Regions from separate parts of the Homo sapiens genome. Here region 1 is linked to region 2. The links are chromatin loops, found by intact Hi-C in ENCODE. Cell type or tissue: Calu3. All regions are shown on one strand. Links, peaks and the distances in the headings refer to the core of each region. The heading gives the core; the rest is flanking DNA.

What was found. Hi-C counts contacts between places; a loop is a spot of excess contacts. Peaks named below come from ENCODE experiments on the same cell type or tissue, not always from the same donor. Only the 100,000 strongest peaks of a DNase experiment are listed, where the experiment ranks them.
Region 1: it touches region 2 in a loop (4-fold over the local background); 24 of 110 quality-filtered maps call a loop at or near these places.

The regions. Positions count from the first base shown.
Region 1 is chr2:230,407,881-230,415,534 of GRCh38, reverse strand. No RefSeq gene overlaps it. Among named protein-coding and RNA genes, the nearest start is that of SP100, 4.5 kb to the left of the region's middle. RefSeq lists enhancers at 2,980-3,029, 3,690-3,779 and a silencer at 3,330-3,599. In Calu3, for the core only: no CTCF peak of the experiment used is centred there; DNase peaks (open chromatin) are centred at 3,554 and 3,764.
Region 2 is chr2:230,229,300-230,231,799 of GRCh38, reverse strand. All of the region lies in intron 1 of SP140 (SP140 nuclear body protein), which reads right to left. Among named protein-coding and RNA genes, the nearest start is that of SP140, 4.8 kb to the right of the region's middle. In Calu3, for the core only: no CTCF peak of the experiment used is centred there; a DNase peak (open chromatin) is centred at 1,529.

The DNA of each region.
Region 1 (7,654 bases), core at 2,527-5,026, 180 kb before region 2:
ACTATGGGGCCGCCTTGGAACAGCCAGGGGTGAAGAGACACCTAAGCTTCGGAGAAGTCACTGGAATCTTGAGAGAACAAAAGCTTCTCATTGGAGGAGGATGGAGGTTGGAACCCAGATGATCTAGACATGGAAGGGCAGGGTGGCTCCCGCGGGAGGTTCTATCTCTGCCCAGATTTTCCATTTAGATTCTGATTCATCATTCCTCAGAGAACAAGAAGCGACCGAGAAGACTCGCTTTACATCAGTATAAAGTCATAGGTAAAGAAACAGAAGCAAAGGGCGCATGAGAATGGGGCCACAGGACACAACCAGGGACCAGAACTCCAGGCCGGACCATGGGGCAGAGACAGGGAGGCAGCTGGGAGCCTGGGGGCGCTGGAATCCAGGGCCCAAGGTGAGCAGAGGGTGGAAGCTGGTGAGGATTCAGGGGCCAGAGGGGATGGCACTTCAGAACGGTGTTTTCCAAATGGCATTCTACTGAATCCAACTTCTTCCAGCTGTGAATAAGGATGCTTGTCCAGGTACATTTGAAAATGTGGGGGAAGGGGCTTTCTACCCTCACTCTACTTCTGCTCTTCTTTTCCCCATGAGTGAATGACCAGGCACCAGGACATTGGTGAGGACAGCTTTGCCGGTGGGCGAAGGTCACTGTTTCTATCAGGCACTGCACACCTGTAGGTCTCTCTCTCTTTCTCTCACCTGTAGGTCTCTCTCTCTTTCTCTCATTCTTCCTACCCCCCATGACTCCCCGACTTTATGGGGCTGAAGGGCTGGTAAGCTGAGCCTCTTTTGGGCACAGCTGTCCTTTGATCCCAGTCTCCATGAGGCACATTGGTCCCAAGAAGTCCTGGCATGGACCACACAGTATGCTTTGGTGTGGTTCACGTTCTCCCCTCTCGCTGCCTCTGGGCAGCAGGCAGGCTCAGGCCATTGAGTGGCACTGACATAAACGTGCCAGCTTTTCCCTGGATGTGCTTAGGGGCTACTAAGAGCAGCACCTGGAATTCCAGACCAATGAGCCACAGGCTGGCAGGGAATTCCTTACGGGTTGAACTTCACGGGCAGACATGCCCATGCTGGGGCACCTCCTGGCAGCAGGGAAGGAGATGTTCTCATCAGATGAGGTTGGAGACAGATGAGCATGCACCATGCTCCGCTGGTATATGGAGAATCTGTAGGCCTCTGTGAAGAAAGCAAAGTTTCTCTGATCCAGAAAACAATGTCAGACACACTGGGGTTGGGAAAGGGACGGGACCACATTAAGAAGACATGTGAGCTAAAAATCCTGCTGGACTGTTTAGAAGGAAATAATGGAACTCCTGGGGCATTTTCCATGGCTGCAAGGAGCACAGGCAATAGGGAATATTTCTGTTGTCAAGAAGTAGTTCCAGTTACTGGAGCCTGGAAAACTCAAAAGCAGGGGAGGCAGTGATTGAGGAAGGACCACAGGCAGGGCACCCAGCCAGATGATGGGCCTCTTACATTTCACCAAGAGCAGCTTCAGTTCAGACTTCAGTGGTGTGGGTGAGGCAGGAGAATAGGGTCTGGAGGCAGGGAACCTAAGGCCATTTCATGCTAACTTCCTAGAACTAAATTGAAAGGAAAACCCTAACTTTCCATGCCTAAGTAACAAAAGGTCCAGAGGCTACTCCCTTTGCAAACCCCCACCTTTTCTGTGGGGCAATGGGAAATGGAAAGTACCTGTGTATAGTTGTTTTTTGCATAGGAGTGTAACTTTGTAACTTTACTTCAGCCTCTGATGGGTTGCTGTCTGCAACCAATCAGACTGATTGCAGGCCAAGTCTTCCTTTGCATAGAAGTACAACTTTGTAATTTCACTTTAGCCTCTGATTGGTTGCTTTCTGCAACCAATGAGATGTTTGCACAGGAGTGTGACCTTTGTAACTTCACTTCAGCCTCTGGTTGGTTGCTTTCCTCAACCAATCAGACTGATTGCAGGCCGCCACTTCATTTACATGAGGTGAGCACCAAGTGGTCAATGGGAAACCTCCAGGGGGTATTTGGACCAGAGAAGATTCTGTATGCGGGACCGTTGAATACTGCTTGGGCCTGCTCCCACACTGTGGAGTGTACTTCTATTTTCAATAAATCCCTGCTTTCGTTCTTTTGTTGCTTCATTCTTTTCTTGCTTTGCTGTGCGCTTTGTCCAATTCTTTGTTCAAAACGCCAAGAACCTGGACAACTTGCAGTCAAGACCCTCTACTGGTAACATGGTGGGGGGTGATTCTTCAACCTGGGACCCCCATGTGAGAACCAGAGGTCTGTACCTGAGATGAGGTCATTGGCATCATGGACCAGAGAGTTTCAGGGCAGGAGGCAGCTACAGGAACAGTGCCACTGGGGCATGAGAATAGAGAACCTGGCCACCCTCCAAGGGACGTAGAAGTGACGAGTGAAGGGCAGGCGCCTGGGATCTTTAGTGGGAGCACCCAGTCCTGCCGAACTGTCTCCTTCTAGGAGGTGGAACATCAATCAGTCAAGGCCCGGTCCCTTCCGGTCCCCGCCCATCTTCTAGGGGACGCTTCTCTGACTGGGAGTGGGAGTGAGCCTGCTCTTTGCTGGGTGTCCCTGGAGTCATCCTGCCTGCAGAGACCAAGACTCTGTTGGCTCCTCCAAGCTCAAGTGCACAAGGACAGGGGCCTGCATAGCGTGGGGGAGAGTTGGAACAGCCTGAGGCCATGCGGATAAGCCCAATTCTGGAGTTCAGTGTTAGGGGTCCCTTTACTGCCACATATCTAAGCCACATCCCCAATCCAGCTTTTATCCGGAATAAAGCTGGTATTTTGATCGCCGTCTGTCTCTCCATTTTGCCTATATTTCAAAGGGTTCAAGCACATGGGTATACATCTCTCTTCTGAGGTTCTTTTCTATCTGTGCCGCAGATGGGTAGAGGCTGGGGTCATAGCTCCTTGCAATTGCATGATTGTGATGCAATTATCCCCCGGGCTCAGCGGGCATTTGGTAGCAATATTTCAGCTTTTAGGAAGTTGGGTGAGACCAGGCTGGTCTGATCCTCCCTGGCCCACTCACCAGGGTCCCCTGCTCAGCAGAGCCTCAGTGACTGGCCTAAAGAGGCTATGGGTGAAGGATTGTAGGGAGTCAGAAAGACAAGGGGAGCATTGGACAACACAGGAAGTCCCTCTGGCCACCTTCTGAAGGTGGGGACCATTCATGAGAAATCCGGAGGACGCCCTCAGTCCTTGTGCAGCACCAGGAAGAAACCGACTGGCCCAGGGCCACCCCTGAGTCCGCATCATCACGCAGGGTCCTTCAGCTGAGCCCCTGTTGTATCCGCAGATGAACATCCGCAGATCCCTGTCCCCTGGTAACTGACGGACAGCACAGGGTCCTGGTGGCCCATGGACGCCACCTCATGCCTCCTTTCCGAGGCCACCTAGCCGGCGAGGCCCGCCACGGACACACCGTGAGCACGCGCAACGAGCAGGGGTCGGTGATCGCCATCCCCCGTGTCCGCCTCCCGCGTTCCCGTTCCCGCGGCCGCCCCGCGCTCCTCCGGGCTCCGCCCCCGCCCGGCCGGCGCCCAGTCTCCCGGCAGCGCGTAGCGCTGCAGCCTCTTCAGGGCTGGGCAGAAACAGAAACCGAAAATCCTCCTCTTATCGGGATTCTAGCTCACCAAACACTTCGAATTGTGTGGTAGAAGAGCCGTAGTTCCTTCTAAATAAAGTCGAACCCATGTAAGGTCTGGGTTCTGAGATCATTTTGCCCTCTGGCAGCTCACGAGCACCACCGGGTCGCCGCCTGCCCTCTGTTCAGCCCGTGAGGGGCGGGGGACTCTGCCCTTCGCTCCTCCTGGTCTCTGTCCTCTTCCCTAAGAGTTTCATTCCGTCCGGAGCCACAAGCCGCCCTGCCTTCTGCACCTCCCCGGAGGCTGAAGCCCTTAAGCCTGCCCCGCACCCTAAGGCCCTGCAGGACACTCCTGCTGTCCTTGCGGGGCACACTGATATGACTCGATGCTGAGCAGTTGAAAGGATTAAAAAATAGTGGGCAAACGGCAAAAACGGGTGGCATGGAGTGAATTAGAAGACACGAGACTTCAGAGAAGTGCGTTTCATGCACAGAAGTTTGTCAATGCCCCCCACCCCGAAACCCAGTCTCCCTGAGTGAGGGAGAGGGGGCTTCACCTTCCCTTTCGTTTCACTTTGAGCCCCAACTGCTGGACTGCAACAGAACGACCCTACAGGCTCACTATGTTTCACATTCTGGGGATTCCTGGTGGCACCTTCCTGTGTTCACCAGTGGGTCCCCGTTAGACTTGGGGCTGTCACCTGACATATGGAACCAGGCAGCTCCATGTTGGATGCCTCCACAAGCATGGAACTAAGGCTGCGGGGTCAGACCTACCCTCAGAAAGGAGGAGGAATGTCTTTCGAGCTGTGGTCGGCCTGGGGTCTCCTTGTGAGCCTCAGGGTGCCAAGGAGGCAGGGCTGAACACCACCAGGAGCGGAGGGAGCCTGGTGGCTGGGGCTGGAGCCAGGAAAGGCTTGAATGAACAATGCAGCCTTTTACCAAGTCTGCACTCCTAATGTTTCTGCAAACCTCCATATGTCTATTACTTTTACCATGGTGAGCTGGAATGGCCCGCAGACTGTCCTAGATCTTAGGACTGCCAGGTGATGCATGTGTGGCGAGGGAAGGAGATACCTGGTGGCCCCTCCAGATGGTCTCCACCAGCACCTGCTGGGCAGCAGCTTCTGCTTCTTTGGGCTTGCAAGTGGGTGCTTCTATGAAGAGGAGGGTCCCTGGCAGGTTCCTCAGTATTGCTGAACAGAATAAAGGAAGCGCAGGGTTGGAAAGTGTAGCTTCATGAAGATTTAGTGGTTACGAGACAGGTTATGAGACAGGAGGTACAGTTCCAGCAAAGGCCAATGCCCATCTGCCAACCATTGTCTGGCGGAGATGTGCAGGGAAGGGGTGGAGTCTGCCTTTCCACAGGTGCTCCTCCTGGAAATGTGGGTGGGAGACAGCTGACCAGAGCACTGGGGGGCTCTCCCAGGGCACCTTTGCCTAGCAAGGGCTGAGAAGACCCTGTTTTGAGGATGAGGTGGGTCTTGTTAGACTGTCAGTCATAACATCTGCTCTAGGGGAAATCCAAAATAAAGTCTAATGAGCTCTTCCCAGGGCCAAGGATGACTCCAGAACTGGTGGGACAGCCCTGTGCATTTCTCCTAACTGGTGCACCTGTTTCTCATGGGTACAAATGCTGTGCTCAGGGAACAGGTTGACATCCTATGGGGCCCCAGCCCACTAACACAGGATGACCGCCTGGTCCGGCCAGGTCATGAAGTGGCCCTGGGAACCAGGTTTTGCTGGATATCCTGTGTCTTACCTTGGGATAAGGCTCTCAGGGGCAGGTGGGCTATAAAACTGCCAGGTAGAATAGTTTTTTGGGGAGCAGATGGCTTCCAGGGTGTTCTGGTCTGATGTTTTTCTGGGCAACATACTGGCACAGTTTTGCTGGTTTCCAAAACAATGGCATTGAAGTTGGAAACTCATTCATCTCATCTGCTACTGATCCATTTTCTTGGTGTATAAGGGAATAAAGTGTTCCCTGACGTAGATCCATTTCTGCAGCTATTAGCCACTTGGGAATGGCCAGTGGACTCAGTCTAGTAGGTGACACTCTCCTTTCCAGAGAGAATTGGAGACCCCTCTGCCCATACCATCTATGGTCTATCACACCCTCTCTCATGAATAATTCTAAAGGGTGTTCAGCCCATTGAATGTGGAGCTATGGAAGTGAGGGGCTCACATTTATCCCAGAGCCTGGATTCCAGGCTGAGCTGTGATGACAATAATGATAGTCTTGAGCTGTGCTTGTAAGAATCCAGAATTGGAAATTAGGTGCTTCCCCACTGGGGGGTGCATGAGGAAGTGGGGCCGGGATTTACCATTTATCATTCAGACAATGGCACAATGCAGGAACCCAGGAGTTATTTCTTGTATTTCCTGAATAAGCACAAAACAAAAAGCACCAGCCAGCTCCTGTACAGCACTCTGGGCCACATGTACTGACACAGACGTTACAAAAACATCTAAGAGCAGACCTATCCACTGGCATGCAGAGTGCACCAGTCATGGGCACAATCCCATTCTGTGAGACTCAGAGGAGTGAAAACAGACACCAGAGAGAGCCAGAAGTGGTGGCTACATCATTATATGGCCAAGACTCAAGGTCCTGAGATCTCAAGGCTGAGATCCTACATCCTCCTCCCCATCCAGACTCAGGCAACTGTGGATGAACCCTCTGGAGGATGAGGTGATCAGGGGATGGAAAGTGGTCCTACCCACCTTCCCAGCAGCTCCAGCAGGACACAGTTAAAGATGTAATCAAGTGTCTCAGCAGAGGAGTCACCCCCTTCCCTGAACACACCATACCCTAGTTTCCAGCTTAACATTCCTGGGGCCACACTACACGACCATGGAGTGTGCCGTCCTTGTATGAACCAGTGTAGACTCTTTCAGTCCCACACACCACGGGGTTCAGGGGAAAATGTGAACAAATATTTCAGGAGAGAAATATCTCGGTGTTGATATAATGTAGTAAGGGGTAGTTTCATGTCAGATGAACAGTGACCAACTCAGTCTTTGCCTCCGCAGCACAGGACAATGGCGAAACAGTTACCTGCTCCTGTGTACCCAAGGAACTTGGCATCCCCCAGCAATTCCACCTCTCTGACTGGCCTGGAATTGCCCCTATTCCTCCATTAGACAGCAGTGGTCTAGGCTGTGAGTGTCCCAGGTGGGTTTCCTCAGTCAGCTGTGATTTCCTTGGCTGTCCAGCCTCCTCCATCCCCCTTGCCTAACAGTCCCTGGTTCCTTTGGGTGAAGGAGCTCTCCCTTCTGGGTGTAGGAGTGAGGGGCTGTTAATCACAATGCTGGCCATTGAGCAGGCCAGGCCAGCCAGATGCTGTTTGGGGGGAGTTGAGCTTTTGAGTGAAGTATTGTGAGAGGTTAAAAAAATCAACAACAACATTTAGTAAAATCTTAACATCCTTAGGGAATGGCTGTGTCATTCCTGTTGCATGATTGCCTGGAAATGCTCTGATTCCTGCCCTTTTCCAGGGCCATTTGCCAACTCTGTAACCCTGCCTTCCGGCCCTTTCTGTGAGGCACTGTGATATCATCATCGAAGTAACTTTTGTCTACCCTAGATAAATTGGGTCTCTCTCTTTTTTATTTTTTTAACAGCTTTATTGAGATACAATTAACATACCATACGATTTACCCATTTAAATTGTACAATTCAAATTTATGTAGTATGTTCATAGGGCTTTTTAACATCACCACAATCAATTTCAGAACATTTTTGTCACCATAAAAAGAAACCACATACCCATTTCCCCTCAACCTCCCAGCATTAGGCAACCACCAATCAATCTACTTTCTGTCTCTATGGATTTACCTATTCTAAACATTTCATATAAATGGAATAATAAATTATGTGGTCTTTTGTGATTGGATTCTTTTCTTTTTTTTTCTAAATTTAATTTAATTTTAAGCTCTGGGATACATGTGCAGGACGTGCAGGTTTGTTACACAGGTAAATGTGTGCCATGGTGGTTTGCACCACCTATCAACCCATCACCAAGATATGAAGCCCTGCATGCAT
Region 2 (2,500 bases), core at 1-2,500:
AGGAGGCAGAAGTTGCAGTGAGCCGAGACCACGCCACTGCACTATAGCCTGGGCAACAAAGCAAGACTCCATCTCAAAAAAATTGAAAAAAAAGGGTGGAGGGAGAAATTCTTTTAAAAGTAATAGCCCAAGGTGCAGTTCCATTAAAAGATCGAGATGTAATCATAAGATTATAGACCACTTCCCCCTCTGACACGTTACCATTCCATCAACAGGGTTCCTGTATAATAAGAGCAGATTACAGCTGGAAGAACTACAAGAAACAGACTATTTAAAAAGGAGTTCTCAGAGAAACCCAGAGAAAGCAGGGGAAAGAAAAACAAGAACGCTAGAGGAATTTGACACCTCTGCCACCTACAGCTAGAACAAACATTAGATATGGCCCATTTCCTACCCAGATTAATATAAAACCTCACATTGAAGGCTTATTTGCCTCAGTTCCTATTACCTGACTTATCATGTCTGACTTAAAAAAAAAATTATAAGACATGCCAAAAGGCAAGAAGTAACACAGTGTGAAGAGACAAAGTAATCATCAAAACCAGACTCAGATATGATGGATTTTCAAGTTTTTAGACAGAAATTTAAAATAACTATGGTTAGTTAATATGTTAAGGGCTCTAAAGAAAAAAGCACACAATACGCATGAACAGATGGTTAAGTGAGCAGAAAGATGACAACTCAAAGACATAATGAAAAATGAAATGCTAGAAATGAAAAACAATGTAACAGAAATGAAGAATACCTTTGATGAGTTCATCAGTAGCCTGGACATGGCCAAGGAAAGAATCAGTGAATTGAAGATATGTCAAAAGAAACTTCTCAAATAGAAATGCAAAGAGGAAAAAAAAAGGAAAAAACAAAACAGAACACAATATCCAAGAATGCTGGAATAATTTCAGAAAGTGTGACAAATATGTAATTGGAATACGAGAAGGAGAAGAAAGAGAAAATAGAGCAGAAGAAATATTCAAGTAGTGATAGCCAAGAATTTTCCAAAAGTAATGACAGACAACAAACCACAGATTCAGGAAACTCATCAAACACCAAGCTGCATAAATATCAAATGATCTAGACTTAGACATATTGAAACCACCTTTGCAAAAATCATGACAGTGAGAGGAATCTAAATTAACTGACTCCATCTTGCTTCTAACCTCACAAGCTGTCCTTGCTCATTCCTGGGTGTATGCCAAGCTAACAATGAGAAGAATTTAGTTTATAGTTTAACTTTAAAACAAAGATTATAACAATCCCTTCCCAAAACTTACCCCCTCCTTGCTCTGGGACCAAAACCACTTTTGTAAAACTAACAAATTGGATACAAGATTAGAATTATGGTTCAGGAGTCATGTAGCTGGAGGTCACATGATCCATAACCACCGCAATTGCTCCTATAGATAACTTCAGTATTGTAAAACCTAAGACTGGGGTTTGAGGTATTTTTCAGACCTTGCATTCTAATGGAACAGCTAATACCACAGGATTGGTAACCAGGTCCTGTGACCCCTACCCAGGAAATGACTCAGCACAAGAACACAGCTTCAACCCCCTGTGATTTCATTCCCAACCTAAGCAATCAGCACTTCCCTGTTCCCCAGCCCCCTGTCTGCCTAACTATCCTTTAAAAAGCCTAGTCTCTGAATTCTTGGGGAGATGGATTTCAGAAACATCTCCCGCTTGGCTGGCCCTGCGATTATTAAATTCTCTCTCTCCTGCAACTCCTACTATTCTCAATGTGTGGCTTTTCTGGGCAATGGACAAGAAGAGTCTAGTTTGGCAATTACAATTTTATATTCAAACTGCAGAATACGAAAGACAGAGAAAATATTGAAAAAAGCCAGGGGGTAGGGAAAAAAAACAAAAAACCCCTACCTGTGAAAGAACAAGGATAAAATTACATCAGATTTCTCATTAAAAACCATGCAAGCAAAGAAAGTGGAAAGAAATATTTAAAGTGATGAAAGAAAAAAAAAGCCTATGTAGGCTTCCATATCCTGTGAAATTAACCTTCCAAGTAAAGTAGAAATAAAGATTTTCTCAAACAAACAAAAACTGAGGAAATTCTTTGCCAGAAAGCCTACTCCATGTGAAAATGTTAAAAGAATTTCTTGACCATCCTGGCTAACATGGTGAAATCCCGTCTCTACTAAAAATACAAAAAATTAGCCAGGCGTGGTGGTGGGCGCCTGTAGTCCCAGCTACTCAGGAGGCTGAGGCAGGAGAATGGCGTGAACCCAGGAGGCGGAGTGTGCAGAGAGCCGAGATTGCACCACTGTACTCCAGCCTGGGCAACAGAGTGAGACTCCATCTCAAAAAAAAAAAAAAAAAAAAAAAAAAAAAGAATTTCTTCATGCAAAGGGAAAAATGATGTGGGCCAGAAACTCAGATTTACATAGAGAAAGAAAGAGCACCAGAGAAGAAATAAATGCAGATATAATAAAATGTTTTCATTTTTCCTACTCCAAGTTAACCTAAAATGAAGCCATTTATTCAAATT